2 separate regions of the Homo sapiens genome follow, and region 1 is linked to region 2. A link is a loop called in an ENCODE intact Hi-C map of the cell type or tissue named here. Cell type or tissue: heart left ventricle. All regions are shown on one strand. Links, peaks and the distances in the headings refer to the core of each region. The heading gives the core; the rest is flanking DNA. Region 1 overlaps ADAM33 (ADAM metallopeptidase domain 33). Region 2 has its middle 50 kb from the start of RNF24.

Evidence for each region. Hi-C counts contacts between places; a loop is a spot of excess contacts. Peaks named below come from ENCODE experiments on the same cell type or tissue, not always from the same donor. Only the 100,000 strongest peaks of a DNase experiment are listed, where the experiment ranks them.
Region 1: it touches region 2 in a loop (2.7-fold over the local background); 5 of 110 quality-filtered maps call a loop at or near these places.

Annotation. Positions count from the first base shown.
Region 1 is chr20:3,675,225-3,678,128 of GRCh38, forward strand. It overlaps ADAM33 (ADAM metallopeptidase domain 33), which reads right to left. Exons shown (of 22, transcript NM_025220.5): 3 at 1,843-1,919. Among named protein-coding and RNA genes, the nearest start is that of ADAM33, 5.3 kb to the right of the region's middle. RefSeq lists an enhancer at 1,913-2,515. In heart left ventricle, for the core only: a CTCF peak has its summit at 1,579 (motif pointing right); a DNase peak (open chromatin) is centred at 1,627; H3K27ac peaks cover 397 bases; H3K27me3 peaks cover 464 bases.
Region 2 is chr20:4,063,687-4,066,590 of GRCh38, forward strand. No RefSeq gene overlaps it. Among named protein-coding and RNA genes, the nearest start is that of RNF24, 50 kb to the left of the region's middle. RefSeq lists an enhancer at 1-447. In heart left ventricle, for the core only: a CTCF peak has its summit at 1,242; DNase peaks (open chromatin) are centred at 665 and 1,085; H3K4me3 peaks cover 548 bases; H3K27ac peaks cover 2,500 bases.

The sequences.
Region 1 (2,904 bases), core at 167-2,666, 390 kb before region 2:
GTGTCTTAGGGAAGGGACAGGAGCAATGGTGACTTGCTCAGATCAGAAACTCTTGGGGCTAGAGGAAGGAGCCTTGGTGATGGCTTAGTTGTGGGAGGTGTGAATATGGGAAGCACCAGGGAGGACGCCGGGGAGGAGTGGGAATAGGGGAAGAGTTTGTGGTTCCCAGGGGACCTGCAGCAGGCAGCAGGATCCACAGGATCGGGAGGGGAGGAGTCAGGAGACACTGCCGAAGAATGGGACTTGGAGTTGGGGAAATGCGGTGACCTCCCCCAGTTCCCCTGCCTGCTGCCCTCCTTTGTTGGGCATCTGGTCGACCCTCTTGCCCCCACCTGCCCTAGATCCTTGAAATATTTTCCTCAGACTTCTAGACCCCACATACCTCCCACCTGTCCTTCAGTGATTGATGCTCACCCCCTGCCTCCAGAGAAAACAGAATCGCCACCTGCCCACGCTGCTTCCACCCTCCCTGCCTTCTCCACACCCACTCCGGTAATGATTCCATCTTCAGGCTCCATCTCAACAGGATCTTTCCCACACGGATGGATCAATCATAAGTCAATCTGTCTTCTTTAAAGAAAATCCTTAACCCAACCTCACCTTGGCCTCATTACCTCCAGACCACCCGCTAATGATGGCTGCTTCCCCCCTCCCAGGCATTCCACCACCTGCCCCAGCTCTGCCCCCTACCCCTGCCCCACACACACCCGCCACCCTAGGAGGTAGGTGATGTGACCACCCCATTGAAAGGGTAGGGACGTCGGGAAAATATGGTTGGGCACAGTGGAACTAGAGTTTGTTCCCTGTCCATCCGACTCCACGAGGGAGAATAAAATACGTGTCAAGTGCTCAGAACAGCGCCTGCGGTCAAGCACTCAGTAGGTGATATATACTGATAACATAATCTGGGTGGTTTTAAGAGCCTGCGCTCCAGCCCGGACACCCACCCCACCCAGCCCAAGGCACCTTCCTGAGCACAGGTCTGCCTGTCCCTTCCCCAGCTCAAAATCTTTGGCTCTGGATGGTCCAGGACACTGAGCACCAAAATGGCCTTCTGTGATCTGGCCCTCCTGGGACTCTCCAAATTCATTCCCCCCTGCTCCCCTCCCTGTAGATGGAGACCTTCCAGGCAGGTCAGACAAACTGCTGCCCCCAAGTGTAGCCACTGCATCTTTTTCTTTTTTCTTTTCTTTCTTTTTTTTTTTCTTTTTCTTTTTTTTCTCTTTTTTTGAGACGGAGTCTCACTCTTTGCCCAGGCCGGAGTGGTGCAGTGGTGTGATCTTGGCTCACCACAACCTCTACCTCCGGGGTTCAAGCGATTCTCCCGTCTCAGCCCCCTAAGTAGCTGGGATTACAGGCGCCGCCACCACGCCTGGCTAATTTTTTGTATTTTTAGTAGAGACGGGGTTTCACCATGTTGGCAAGGCTGGTCTCAAACTCCTGACCTCAGGTGAGCCGCCCGCCTCGGCCTCCCAAAGCCACCGCATCTTGGTCCCTGCCATTCCCTTAGCCTGGGGTGCCGGCTCATCTTTTCCCTCTAGGATTTCTTTAGACTCAGCATATCTTGCAAATGTCCACTAGGTGGTGCTCACTCATCGCCAGCAGGGAGCTAACAAGCCGCTCCTGGGGTTGGGAGGGCGGAGGTGCCCCACAGCGGGGCTGACAGCCTCAGCGGTCCTCTTCAGCCTCCAGGGAGCCAACCACAGGCCTGCGTGACTCTCCCTGTCATCTGCACCCTCTCTGGGGTCCTCTGCCCATCCAGCCACCCGCACAGATCTGTGTCAGTCCCTGCCCCCCAACACTGATCCCCTCCTCCCAGCCCTACCCCAGCCTGGCACTCACTGGTTCTTCTCCAGCTCAAGCAGGAGCTCCTGGCCTTCAGCCTCCAGGGCCACCAGCCCCATGTCTGGCTTCGAGACCTGGGCAAGAAAATGTGTGGAGCTGAGATGGTGGCCTCCAGGCCTCCTGCCTGCCAGGGAGTAGGTGGCCTGTGGAGCCGGCTGGGGAGGAAGTTCTTGGGGAGAACGTGGGCTGGGGAGTCAGCAGGACCCCCCACATACTATGGAGGGCGTGGAGGAGGTGAGAACATACAAAGATGTTCCCAAACTCAGGATGTTTGCAGTCCTGACAACAGCCACTTGGAAGGGCGTTGGCACAGCCTGCCAGGCACACCAGCATCCTCCCTAGAGACCAGAGGTCCCAGAAAGGTGCCCCTCCCCTGGCCCGCCCTCTTCTTTCATGCCCAGAAGGGGCATCAAAAGCAGGGGAAGACAGAGGGGTGCTGAGGACATTATGGGGGCATCGGGTAGCCATGGTCAGGGCCTCCTCAGAGCCTCTGCTACCTGAGGCTTGTTTCCAAATGAGCTGCTGCTCATTCCCTATAGAATTCAAATTTGACTCCTCCACTTCCAATTTTGGCAAACTGCTCCCTCTTCCAAAGTTTTCCTGGGCCTCCAGCAGCCCCCGTCCCTCCGGCTCCGACACCTGCTTCACTGGACCCACGAAGTAAACATGGACGCCATTCCAGCCAAGAGAGCACACTGGCTCTCAGCTAGGTGTCAGGAGGCTGGCTTGGACGGCCAGCCCTCTCTCCTTCCCCCACCCTCTTGGCGTCTCCCACCCTGTGGGAACACCCCACTTCCCCCTTGTCCACTCAGCCTGGCTGGGGGCCCAGAGTTGGAGCCGGCCCAGGAGCTTCCTGGGAGGCTGCTGCGCCTTCGGAATGTTTAACCCCCGACTCCTTTTCTCCAAAAATGCACTGGCCTGGGGCCCTGTCCAAGGGTCTCAGAGTCTTTGGAGGGAGTTCTTCCTTCGCAAGTGGGGAGCAGATGGTCCTTGCCTCCCTGGCCACAGGCCCCACAAGGCCTCCAGCATGAGCTCATGAGGCTGGAATGCCACTTGCTT
Region 2 (2,904 bases), core at 108-2,607:
GATGTCAGCAGGCGGCTGATGGGATCAAGGCCTGTCTGATGTGGAGTCCTGCACTGAGAAGGCCTTGAGGCCTTGGCAGACGGCAGCCCAGGTGTGCACCTGAGTCCAGAGGCCTCTGCTACCTACAGGCTGAAAGGTCTTGTGAAGCCCATTAGCATTTCCTGCACTCACTAAGTGTTCTGCTATGCAGAGTAGGGGTAGGAATGCGAACCTTGCAGGGCTGGGAGGGAGTGAAATAGGGCTCACTGTGGCGAAGCATTTTGTAAACTCTTTTGGACTGTACACTTTTTAGTGGTTTTATGGTTTTGTTTTAAATTGAAGAGACATTAGCCACACAGATGAGGGACCTAGGAGGAAATGTGAAGGGAGAAGAGGAGGACCTGGGGTTCTGTTTGTGGGAGAGGCTGCAACTGTTAGGAGGCCGTGGGAATAGAAGGATCCAGAAACAGAGAGGGCTTGGCTTGTACAGAGTCCCTCCGGCTTGAGGCATGGGGAGTTCAGGACAGCAGCAGTGGGGGGCATTCAGTCATGACTGGCTCTGTGCTTGCCCAGTCCTTGGGGTCAGAGAGTTGGGAGTCGGGTGGTGGGAAAATTAGTCTCCCTGCCTAGTCCTCCAATTGCAAAGTCCTGGGTGGTCTGGACCGACGTCAGTGCAGCTCCCCACTCCTCCCTCGCTCCTCCTTCTTGCTGCTCTGAAAAGTCCAGCAGAGTCACTGCTTCCAGATGTGGCCTCCAGATGTGGCCTGGAGTTTTTCCAGAGGATCAAGGATGCAGAGGCAGCAGCCCAGCTCCTGGCCTTTCTTTCTCCCTCCTTCTCCAATGGGGCCTGCCCATTGCTACCCCTCCGCTGACTTCTCTTCCACCACTAGGTCAGGTACCAGGTACCCAGAGGTCCTGGCAGATAGATAAATACCATTTATAAATAAACCTGAGCCAGACACATACATCTTTATTCGTGTTGGAAAGAGTTTACATCTGGGGGAGTGGAGACCTCTCCAATGTTTCCGTTCTGAGCAGTCCCAGCGGCTCCAGAAGGAGGAAGTGAGCTGTCTCCTTGGCTGGGGACCCGCCAGGGCACTGGGCTTCGGGCCAGCCAGGGCCTGGGAGGAGCTGCTGGAAACCTGCCCCTTAATGGGAACAGCCTGGGCCCTGATGTCTCACCGGGACAGAGCCCCAGTTAGGGGGGAAAGGCAGCTGTTTTATTAGTAGCAGACCATGGAAACCAGGTGGAGCTGCTACAAGTGAGTTCTCTGGTTGCCTGGATCGGTGTGTCACAGTTAGTAACGCCTGCGCTAATTCCCTGGGGCTCTTGTTAAAAATGCAGATTTTGACTCAGTTTATCTGGAGTAGGGCCTGGGGTTCTACATTTCTAACTAGTTTTCAGGTGATTCTGATGCTGCTGGTCTGTGGACTACATTTTGAGTAGGAAGGTTCTAGACTGGACGTCTAAAACATGCCTCTACTTTCCTCTATTTTTTTGTGTGTGTACGTTTCTGTATTTTTTTTGTACACATTTTGTATTTTCTGTAGCTTTTCCTGTTTTTTTTCCCCAGTCTGTTTTTAATTCAAAAAGTACCAAAGAGTAGGTAGTGAAAAGTCTCCTCATATCCCTGCCCCCAGCAACCCAGCCATCCCTTCCCATGGCCAGCCAGTGTTGTTGTTTTTTTGTGTACATCCTTTAAGAGACATTTTATGAATATACAGGCAAATATATAGTTCCTCTTCTGTCTCCCTGCCCTGTTTTGGTTATTATCTGATGTGTACTAGTACACATCTTTCTTTATTATGCAACGTACCTTGGAGATTGCACTGGCTCCTTCTTTTTTTTTTTTTTTTTAATTTTTCAGATATTTTTCAGTGATGGATTTCTTTTTTAAAGTTGCACAGTTTTATTATACACCACAACTTACCAAGCAGATTCCTTGTTGATGAATACTTGGTTTTGTCCAACCTTTTGCTCTTGTGCAGTACATATATTAATCACTTGGCAAAGGCCTACAAGTGGAAATGCAGGGTCAAAGAGTCTGTGCATTTGTAATTTTGATGAATATTGCCAAACTTACCTCCCCAGAGAGGTTGTGCTAACAACATGTGAGAGAGAGCCTATTTCCTGTGCTCTCCCAACACCGTGTGTTAACAAACTTTTTTATCTTTGCCAGTCTCATATGTGAAAAACGGTAACTGCTGTTTTTGAAACTCTCTCTTCCTTCAGCTTCCATGACTCTCTTCAACAATATATTTGTCAGAGGGTCACTGCATTCGTCTTCTCTGGGCCAGCCAACTTATCAGCACTGGGGTTCCGAAGAAGACCAACACTAATAATCCTTGCTCTTGCCTCTGGAAGGGAAGACAAAAAAATTAATTTGTTAATGATGACCAATGAATGGGATGAGAGCTATGATAAGGGGGTGACTTCTTAAGGCAGCACTTCTTACACCTCAATGTGCACACACATCAACTGAGGACCTTGTAAAAATGCAGACTCCGAATCAGCAGGTCTCGTTGTGGGTCTGAGATTCTGTGGTTCCAACGAGCTCCCAGGTGAAGAAGTTGCTGTTGGTCCCAGGACTACATTTTGGGTACCTAAAACAAGGGCTGGCAAACTTTTTCTGAAAAGGACAAGAGAGTGGATATTTTAGGTGTCATGGGCCACATGTGGGTCTCTGGTGCAGTTATTCAACTCTGCCTTTGAAAGCAACTGTACGATATGTAAATGAATGGGTGTGGTTGTGTTCCAATATAATTTTATTTACAAAACAGCTGGCTGTGTTTGCTGACCCTTGGCCATAGGCATCCAATAAATAACCTATTGAAGCAATGAGTGAACGATGTCATTGGGCAGTAGTAGGGGCCTGAGCTAATCTAGGGGTCAGGGGATACCTGAAAAAAAGGCATATTTGTCAG